Regions from separate parts of the Homo sapiens genome. Here region 2 is linked to region 1. A link is a contact called in ENCODE POLR2A ChIA-PET data. All regions are on one chromosome and are shown on one strand. The core of a region is the stretch at or near the end of the contact, and the rest is flanking DNA. Distances in the headings are between cores, read along the strand shown. Region 1 overlaps RBFOX2 (RNA binding fox-1 homolog 2). Region 2 overlaps RBFOX2 (RNA binding fox-1 homolog 2).

The links. ChIA-PET counts read pairs that join two places held with the same protein, here RNA polymerase II (POLR2A).
Region 2: POLR2A ChIA-PET joins it to region 1 with 11 read pairs in activated CD4-positive, alpha-beta T cell. The contact joins two enhancer-like sites. POLR2A ChIA-PET finds 5 or more read pairs at or near these places in 3 of 52 experiments (BJ, activated CD4-positive, alpha-beta T cell and activated CD8-positive, alpha-beta memory T cell).

The regions. Positions count from the first base shown.
Region 1 is chr22:35,899,274-35,904,621 of GRCh38, reverse strand. All of the region lies in intron 2 of RBFOX2 (RNA binding fox-1 homolog 2), which reads left to right. Among named protein-coding and RNA genes, the nearest start is that of RBFOX2, 130 kb to the left of the region's middle. Within about 2 kb of position 3,926, at least 4 of the 41 ENCODE cell types and tissues checked have a DNase peak (open chromatin) inside an H3K27ac peak, as active enhancers do.
Region 2 is chr22:35,992,911-35,998,075 of GRCh38, reverse strand. All of the region lies in intron 1 of RBFOX2 (RNA binding fox-1 homolog 2), which reads left to right. Among named protein-coding and RNA genes, the nearest start is that of RBFOX2, 33 kb to the left of the region's middle. Within about 2 kb of position 2,480, at least 15 of the 41 ENCODE cell types and tissues checked have a DNase peak (open chromatin) inside an H3K27ac peak, as active enhancers do.

The DNA of each region.
Region 1 (5,348 bases), core at 2,677-5,176:
TTCATATTGACGTTATGATTATTTCACAGTGTAGCATTTTAAAGCCATTGTTACCAGCATTTATTTGTGGTTTGTATCTGTGGCAAAGCTGTGAGTCCTTTTGGTAACTAGGGTGAAATTAGTAGCACTCTAACTTTATTTATAGGACTTGGTTAGACAGTTGCCTGAGTGCCAGAAACTCCTGCAAATAACTTTGACCTTCCCTAACAAAAAGTCAAAGGATAAAGCGTTTCATAGTAGAAGATTTCAGTTGTATCTGACATACACAAAACATTACTTTCTAATGGAGAAATCTGTAACCAAAAAAAGCATAAATAATTAAAGATTTTGGTAACTGCTAGGAAGAACATAAACAGGGCACAGTAACAGAGAGTACGGGCTTGTGGGGAAAGACCTCCAACTAGATAGAGGAGTCTGGAGAGTTTTATTTGAGGAAGTGATATTTAAGCTGAGTTCTAAAAGATAAGAAGGAGCCTGGCTTGCAAAGAATGAAGGTGGAACGAGGAGGGATTTCAGAAAGAGGGAATTAAGGGGTATGGGGGAGAGGAATTGACACAAAATCAGTGTCTTTAGAATAGTGATTGAGAGGAGATATGGTATGAAGTGAGGTTGGAGAAGTGGGCACATAGCAGGTCATATAGGACCTTAAAGACCATCATAAGGAGTTTGGAAAGAAAAATGTAATGTGATGCCGTGGAAGTAGGAGAGTGATAAGATCTGGTGTTTGTTTTACAGAGTTTCTCTGGCTGCTGTGTGATGGTGTTTTGGAAGGGAGCAACAATGGAAATGGGGAAACTAGTGTGATATTCAGGAAAGAGATGATGGTGGCTTGGGTTAAGGTGGTTTAAGGCAGTGGAGGTCAAGTGAAGTCACACACACAGAAGTTGCTGTAGGTTGGATGTGAGGGATGAGGGGTGAAGGAAGGGTTTCTGGCTTTCATAATTGTCAGGTAGTACCAGGGGACTTCAAGGGTGGTGATGGTGGAGAATTAAGGACCCAATTTTGGGCATGTTGAGTTTGACATGCTTGTGTGACAGCTAAGTAGTCATATTGGAGCATGGGGAGAGGTCTCTGCTAGGGGTGTAACTTGGTAGTTATTAACATGTTGATGGTATTTGAAGTGATGGGAATGGATGAGACAACTTAGAGAAGATGACTCAGGATTGAACCCCAAGGAACACTTGCCTTTTAGAGGTCTGTCGAGGGAGAAGCCATAAAAAGATACTGAAACAGTAACCAGTGATGCATGAAAAAACAAAAAAAATGGCATTGTAGTATCTCAGAAGCCAGAAGAAGAGAATGTTTTAAGAAGATTGTCAGCTTTGTTGAATCCTGCTAAGAGGTCAGATAAATGTGGAAGTAGTAGACCTTGATAAGTTGATTTAATGGAGTGGAGGGCTTGGAAACTTTGTTTTGAGTAGATTGAAGAAAATGAGAAGTGAAGAAATTGAGACAGATATAGACAACAACTTTTTCAAGATAATTTACCCTGAAGTGGTGAGCAGGGAAATAGCAGGTAGCTGGAGGGAGATGAGGGGTCAAAGGAGAACTTTAAAAAAATTAGGGTTCATTTAATCATTTACTTATTATAGAACATTAGATTTAGTGGTAAGAAGATACTGTCTGAATGCTTCTCATTTAAAATGACATAGAAAATTAGCTAAGAGGTTGTGTGTAGTGGCTCATGGCTGTAATCCCTGCATTTTGGGAGGCTGGGGCAGGAAGATTGCTTGAACCCAGGAATTCAAGACTAGTCTGGGCAACATAGTGAGACCCGCCCCTTCTCTAAATTTTTTTTTTTTTTTTTTAATTAGCTGGGCGTGGTGGCATGTGCATGTAGTTCCAGCCACTTGGGAGGCTGAGGTGGGAGAATAGTTTGAGCCCGGGAGGTCAAGGCTGCAGTGAGCCATGATCGCACCACTGCACTCCAGCCTGGGCGACAGAGTGAGATCCTGTCTCAAAACAAACAGACAAAAAGTAAAATAAGAAAATTAGCTGAGAGTAGGTAGTGAAGAGTGAATGAGGGAGGTTTGAGGAGAAGCAAGAAATAGTCATTTTGGGGAGTAGGAAAGCTTTCAAGGGCAGCTTTGGTGGATTGCTTGGCATCGTTGAGTGTCCATTTGAGGTTTGTGATCATGAATATATAGTGAAGTCAGTCAGCTTGGTTATGTGATTTTTCTTCAGCAACATTCAGCTGATTGGGCATAGGCACTAGAAAAGGCAGACAATTGGATTTAACCAGGATTGGAGTTGTGTCAGGTGGCAGTGATGGAGAGGACAAATGATTGAGGGTATTTGCAAGGGAGAGATTGTAATTATGGAACACGGCATCAAAATTGGACAAAGAGGGTGCAGAACCGGAGTGGGTAGATAATGGAAAAGTGGTTGGGATGGGAGGACTTCATGACGTCAAAAATTGTAGGGAGGGGATACCAGAGAAAGCTAGTTAGAAGTAAGGGAAGTTCTTTGAGAGTATAATTGAAACGTAATAAGGAAAGATGGGTCTTTTAAGATGATGCAGCTTTTCTTCTCTTTTTTTTTTGAGACAGAGTCTCACTCTGTCGCCCAGGCTGGAGTGCAGTGGTGCATTCTCAGCTGACTGCAACCTCTGCCTCTAGGGTTCAAGCGATTCTCCTGCCTCAGCCTCCTGAGTAGCTGAGACTACAGATGCACCACCACACCTGGCTAATTTTTGTATTTTCAGCAGAGATGGGGTTTCACCATGTTGGCCAGGCTGGTCTTGAACTCCTGAACTCAAGTGATCCGCCTGCCTCAGCCTCCCAAATTGCTGGGATTATAGGTGTGAGTCACCGCGCCCAGCCAAGATAATGCAGTCTTCTGTTTTAGGGGTGGTAGCTCTGGGTTTCCTAATAACTGGGAGTAAGAGCTCTAACAAATCACTTAATTGCCTTTCCCAAGAGGCTAGCTTTGAGATGGACCGCTTTCTCCATGTATATATACATCTAGAGCTTAGTTTAGACATCATAGAAGGTAACCACCATTCACAGAAGTTTCTGGGTCTATTCTCTGAATGACATCAGTAGTAGCAGTGTTTTGGCCAGTGCACAAGTACAGTATGTGTACACCAACTCCCAAACCCTATCTCTGTCGTTTGTTGTTGTTTTTTACTTTTTTCTTGAGATGAGAGTTTTACTATGTTGCCCAGGCTGGTCTCAAACTCCTGAGCTCAAGCAAACCCTCCTGCCTCAGCCTCCTGAGAAGCTAGGATTACAGGCTCACATCACCACACCTGGCTTCATTTGTTATTTAAAGTCTTGGTAATGGGCAGAGGTAGAGTGCAGGGTTATTTATATCCAGGGTAAGTTTTTCAGTGATTTTTTTTCCAGTCTTGATTCAGTTTTGTCAGTGAATAGGTATGATTTAGTGGAAATGATCTTGGAGTCTTAAAAACGAACGTTGAACTTTTGGCTCTTTATTCACTAGCTGTGAGACCATGAGTATATTATGTAACCACTTTGGGCCTCAATTTCCTTTGATCTGTGAAAAAGATAACAGGGCCTGTCTTACAGAGATATTGTGAAGATGCAATGAGATAATGCATGCAAAGTTGTGGCACATAATATGCTCTGAGTAAATAGTAGCGGTTGGTGGTGTTACATTGAAACCAGCAAGTGGGAGAGGAATGTTCACTGTTTTGTCTTCCAGGGTGGTTTACATCCCCTAACTGGAAAGTGGCAGCCATATCTACGCCTTCTCCCATGAGTCGCTACTGCTGCATGTGGCCAGTGCCTCTGTCTAGACCAGCTTCTCAGATTTCGGTGTGCCTGAGAGTTACCTGGGGCTTTTGTTATCATATGATTTTGATTTTGTAAGTCTAGGGTGGGGCCTGAGATTCTTCAAATCTAAGGAGTTTCCAGTTGATGCTCATTCTGCTGTTGCTGGTCCATGTGTCACATTTGAGTAGCAGAATTCTGTTAGAGATTGCCCTGTGGGAATCCCTGCTATTTTAAGCTGAGAGGAAGTGAGGGAAAAAGAGCCTCATTCTTTCGACTTTTTTTTTTTTTTTTAAGTCAGCTTCATAGACAATACTCATACATCTCATTTCTCTACCTCAGTGTTGTTTTGGTGAGTCTGTATTGTCTCTACCAGTCCAGGAAGTGATAGGAATATAAACTATGTATAGAGGGTTGCCTCAGATTTCTTCTGAAGAATTTTTAGTGCCTGATTTCTCAGGTACATTTTTGAGAAATTGTGCTGGCTCCCCCGGTATACCTACTTCCCCCCGCTATCCTCTTACAACCACAGAGAAACTCGTATAAAACAAGTAGCCTGCCAGCCTGGCCAACATGGTGAAACCTTGTCTCTACTAAAAATACAAAAATAGCTGGGTGTGGTGGCAGGCGCCTGTAATCCCAGCCACTTGGGAGGTTGAGACAGGAGAATCACTTGAACCCGGGAGGCGGAGGTTGCAGTGAGCCGAGATCATGCCACTGCACTCCAACCTGGGCCACAGAGTGAGACTCCATCTCAAAAACAAACAAAACAAGTAGCCTCTTGAATTATTGGAGTCAGAGGCAGAGCATCTAAAATGTGGCTCCAGACCCTTTCTGCCCACCAGACTCACATTGCAAAATCCAGCATTTTTGAGATGTAGGAATTCAGGAAGCAAGGTTAGAATTATTGGCAATACCCATATTGCTGTCCCAGATTATCTGATTTTTCTTTCTCAGAAGCAAGCATGCCAGAAACTTCTTCTGTGGGCCCTCCTCAGAAGACTTTCTTTAGTGCTCAAATGGACACATTCTCTCCTCTGAACTAACAGATAGGGTGATAAGCTATCAGTCACAAAGTCTGATAACATGCTCTCCTGATAGAATGAAGTATGTGTGCATCTTAATCTCTGTGTATAAGACTGTGATTCTTTTTAGAGTCTCTTTATAGTGTGGAGTTTTTACACCTTTTTGTCTCTTAATGTGAATTGTATATAGCTATAAAGCATAGCTTTCCTTATTTGACTTTGATAATTGGAAATAAATTTTTTTCTTCTCCTACCACTTTGTTCCCCCTTTTTTCTTTCTTTCTTTTTTTTTTTTTGTTTTGTTTTAAAGGTAGAAAAATGTGAACATGCAGGAGCATGAATAAAAAAGATAACTTAGCTTCCCTGTGGGTTTTTGGTTTTTGTATGTTTTCATAAAGGTAACATACAGAAGAGTTTTATTTCTGACCAGACTGACCACCTAATTTTAAAGATTATGATCAGAAAAGAAATAGATGCATTTATAATAGGAATTTACAAGCCCTTCCTGTGGTTCCAAAGAAGTTTATGGTGGTTCCACCCATGGGAGTTTCAGAGGTAGTTTGCAGAGTTTTTGTGACATATTTAAACT
Region 2 (5,165 bases), core at 1,231-3,730, 95 kb before region 1:
TTAGCTAAGGCAACTGAAAAACTTTTTCTGACTTTTACATCTTTTTAACAAAGATGTCATTATTTTATTTTTTTGAGACAGGGTCGCACTCTGTCACCCAGTCTGGAGTGTGGTGGTTCGGTCACGGCTCACTGCAGCCTTGACTTCTCAGGCTCAAGCAGTCCTCCCACCTAAGCCTCCTAAGTGGCTGGGACTACAGGTGTGCCACCATGTCTGGGTAATTTTTTATTTATTTTTTGTAGCCATGAGGCACTATAGCCTAGGCACTGTGTTGCCCAGGCTGATTCAAACTCCTGGGCTCTAGCGATCTTCCTGCCTCAACCTCCCAAAGTGCTAGGATTATAGGTGTGAGCCACTGCATCCGACAGTTATTTTAATGTTAAGCCTGGGAGGCCAAGGGAAGTGTTCCTTTGGCCTTGGGAGCTGACTCAGACTTTCCTCTATACTCCCTCCGCATCTCAGTTCCTTCCACTATTTACAGGATCTCCTGTGGCTCTCTTTGGCAATTAGTTGCAAGAGGTCTTATATATATTGAAATGAGATGGAATGTAAATACAGTATTTAAAAATATTTGTGGAAGAAATAATTGAAGTTCTGTAGTGACAGGGCCACACTAGGGAGCAGAGAATGCATAGAGGGATTTTGAACCTTTGTACCTTACTTTAGGAACAGTGTTATTGATGGCAGGTGGGCAGCTGAGAGAGTTAGAGGAGATTTTGTTGGCTTTTAAATATATCTCTAGACTTCTGAAGGCAGCAGTTCTTCTATTCTCATGTATGGTTTGGCTGGTAAATTTTAAGGTATGACCGCTTCTATTGTGTGAATGTCTGAAAGAACTGTAGAATCCAAGACTGACCACTGAGGAATATGTGTTGATCAAAACCATTTGAGCTGTAAGCCCAGGGATTTTGAAGGGTGGATGTCTGGGTGTGTTAAGACCAGGTAGAGGAGAATGCTTATTAGTTTCCTAAGTCTCATATTATCAGAGCCCATTAAATCAATATTAGTTTGTATCAAATGCCAGTAAATCCCTATTCTTCCCTTACCTATCAAACTCTGAGAAGTTCTTTCTTAGGAAAGGTACCTGCTCTTCATTTTACCACAGTATCTGGACTTGTGGTGTCAGTCACCATTTTCTTCAGGACCTCAGGATTGATGTGTGGAGATCTACATCTTTTTGGCTGATAGGAAAGGGGATTAGACATCCTAAGGCTGGTTGCCCTCTAGCTGTGCAAATAAACACTCTTCTGACATTTCTTCCTTAATCAACAAAGCATTTATAATATTATCGTGTAAGGAACCATAGAGCAACCTCTCTTTCCTTGGGGCTATTTCTCTGCTAGATCTCAGCAGCCTCATATTTCCTGGTGACTTTTTTTTCTCTTTTTAAGAGCTTTATTCAAGTCAAAGGTGTCTTGCCTTTACAGTTGCCTTTACAGCTTTTTTTTTTCTTTTTTTTTTTTTTGAGACAGAGTCTTGCTCTTGCTCTGTTGCCTAGGCTGGAGTGTAGTGGCACAATCTCAGCTCACTGCAACCTCCACCTACCAGGCTCAGGTGATTCTCATGCCTCAGCCTCCTGAGTAGCTGGGATTACAGGCACTTGCCACCATGCCTGGCTGATTTTAATAGAGATGGGGTTTCGCCATGTTGGCCAGGCTGGTCTTGAACTCCTGGCTTCAAGTGACCCAACCACCTTGGCCTCTCAAAGTGCTGGGATTACAGATATAAGCCACCGTGCCCAGCCTTACAGATATTTTTTTTAAGATAATTCTTTCCTCACCTGTTGGATTCTTGTTTATCCTGTACCGTGGGAGACATATGGGTGAGGGGAATGGTATCCCCCATAGTAGATTGGATAATGATCTCAGGAGGTTTTTATTGGTGAATCAATTATTATTTTCTTTGTTAGAAGAAGAATCTTTAGTAAGAAGGGAGAAGAAACTTTTCATTTGGGAGAGAAAATAAAAACAAGCTTTGCTGAGGCCAGAATGGGATCATGTGTAATAAACTATGAATTCATCCTCTTTTTCCTCCTTCCCTCCTAGTTGCAGTTGATCTCACAACAGCTGTTTCCAGCTGTCCTCTGGATTTTGCCCAGGCCCCTTGGGATGGCTGCAGTGACTCACACAGCTGGGCTTTTTTCCATAATCGTCTGAATCTAGCTCCTCAAGAAGCAGGAGGAGGAGGAGGAAAAGGGTGACTTGGTTGCACTGGAAGAGATTTTCTTGTTGGTGTATTAGTCCGTTCTCACACTGCTGTAAAGAACTACCTGAGACTGGGTAATTTATGAAGAAAAGAGATTTAATTGACTCACAGTTCCAAAGCCTTAACAGGAGGCATGACTGGGAGGCCTCAGGAAACTTACAATCATGGCAGAAGGGGAAGCAAGCACATCTTAACCATGGTGGAGCAGGAGAGAGAGAGAGTGTGAAGGGGGAGGTGCCACATGCTTTTAAACGATCACTCGAGAACTCACTCATCCTGAGAACATCAAGGGGGATGTCTGTCCCCATGATTCAGTTACCTCCCACCAGGCCCCTCCTCTGACACGTGGGGATTACAATTTGAGATGAGATTTTGTGGGGGACACAGAGCCAAACCGTATCAGTTGGATCACTGTCTCCCGGCAGGCTCTGGGTTTGGTTTATTCTTGAAAGCTATGATCCTAGGAGATAACATTGCCGGCGGAGAGGAGGCAAATGTGTTAAATGGGGAAGGTTTTTGTGTTTGGAGAAAGGCAAATGTTCTTTCACTCAGTGTTTTTCCCCATTTATTTCCTTCCAAACCTTCTTATTCGGAACAAACTGCATCTTTCCATTTCAAATGGATGTAGCCTGTGTATGAGATGAATGGGTGACTGAATGCTGAGGGGAATATCACGTAAAAAGGTAGATGATGTTCTCTATACTCTGATGATTGGTTTTGATGTTTTGTAGGAAGTATTAGTTTCTTTTCAGTTCTTCAAAGTAGTTGTTCCTCTTTCTAACAGTAAGCACTGTCCTTTCCCTCTTTCTTTTCTTTCATGAAGGCTGTCCTTTCCCAGCTTGGGACCTGCTCAAATGAGATATCTCAGTAAAGACAATAAAAAGGATCCTTTAGTTATCTAAAACATTCTTTACTTTTGCCTCCCTGGGCTCTACACTCATGTTTCTGAAGGGGTAACAGGCTGTAGAAGAAATCCTCTAGACTTGCTGTGTAATATGGTAATACGGTAGCCACATGTGGCTATAGAGCTGCACTCTCAGGCCGGGTGCAGTGGCTCATGCCTGTAATCCCAGCACTTTGAGAGGCTGAGGTGGGAGGATCGCTTGGGCAACAAAGTGAGACCCGCATCTCTGTTCTTATATGAAATTATAATAAAAAATAAAAAAGCTAGGCATGGTACCTCACGCTTGTAATTCCAGCACTTTGGGAGGCCGAAGTGGGAGGATCACTTGAACCCAAGAGTTTGAGACCAGCTTGGGCAACATAGAGAGACCCCATTTCTACAAAAAATTAAAAAATTAACTGGGTATGGTGACACAGGCTTGTGGTCCCAGCTACTTGGGAAGCTGAGGTGGGAGGATCATTTGAGCCTGGAAAGTCAAGGCTACAGTGAGCGATGATCGTGCTGCTGTACTCTGGCCTGAGTGACACAGTGAGACCCTATCTCAAAAAATAAATAAATAAATAAATAAATAAATAAATAAAATGAATAAATAAAAGGATGCACTCAATGTAAAATACTATACACTAGATTTAGAAGAATTAGTACAAAAAAGAATGTAAGATACTATGTTGAGATTTTTAAAATATTGAGTATGTTTTAAAATCAACATGTTGAAATGCTAATATTTTAACTGTGTTGGATTCAATAAAATATATTCTTAAAATTAGTTTCACCTTTTTTTTTTTACCATTTTTAATATGGCTACTACAAAATTTTAAATTACATAATGGCATATATTTCTGGCTCTCATTATATTCCTATTAGCTTGCTCAAACTAGAAGGGGAAGTTACTACAATACTGGTGTGCTTCTTTCTGGTAGTCCTTGTTTTCAGAACTTTGGAGGGACCTTTAATGATTTTTTTGTTTGTTTTTTTGTTTTTCGAGACAGTCTCGTTCTGTCTCCCAGGCTGGAGTGCAGTGGCGCAATCTTGGCTCCCTGCAACCTTTGCCTCCTGGGTTCAGGTGATTCTCCTGCCTCAGCCTCCTGAGTAACTGGGATTACGGGTGCCTGCCACAGCACCTGGCTAAATTTTGTATTTTTAGTAGAGAAGGGGTTTTACCATGTTGGCCAGGCTGGTCTTAAACTCCTGACCTTAAGTGATCTATCTGCCTCGACCTCCCATAATGGCAGTTTGGGATTCATAACACAGTGCACTACAACATACCCTCCCTATTAGTTATTTCTCGCTGTGTAACAAATTAGCCCTACACTTACTGGCTTCAAACAACAAACACTTATTATCTCATAGTTTCTGTAGGTCAGAAATTTGAGACAACTTAGCTGTGTAGTTCTGTCCCAGGATCTCTCATGAGGTTTCAGTCAAGCTTTTGACTGGGCTGCATTTATCTGAAGGCTTGACTGAGGCAGGAGGATCTACTTAAATTTTTGCTTTATGCTGTTAGAAGCAAGTCTAGCTCCTCTTAAGGGGAGGAAAAGCAGGACCTACCTTTTGAATGGAGTAGTATCAAATACTTTGTGAGCATATTTTAAAACCATTACATCCACCTTTATTTTCTGCTATTTTCCCCTGTTAACATACCTGTGTTTTAATAACTGCCTCTGATGATGGTCAGAGTCCAGTGGCTAAAGTTCATTTTACCCTCAGCTGCTATTTCAGTATTACTTGGAACAATTCGATTCATTTTGATGATGCAAACTCTGACCTGTAATCAAAATGGTCCTTTTGAGGCGCAAAGGTGAATTTAGCTTTGCTTGGGCTTTTAACACTTGTATATGCATCTGTTTATGTCCTTTCTGTCTTATGTGTTCCTTAGTTGATTCTTAGTAGTGGAATAAAGCTGTTTGGACATTACATGGTAAATATGTTAAAACCAGTATTGTATTATGTTTTTGTATGTTATGTTTTGCTTGAGATTCAGAGCACTTAATAACCATTCTGTATCTCATCCTACCTCTGAGAAGTTTGAAAGTAAAGCAAGGTATCCTGTTTTCTG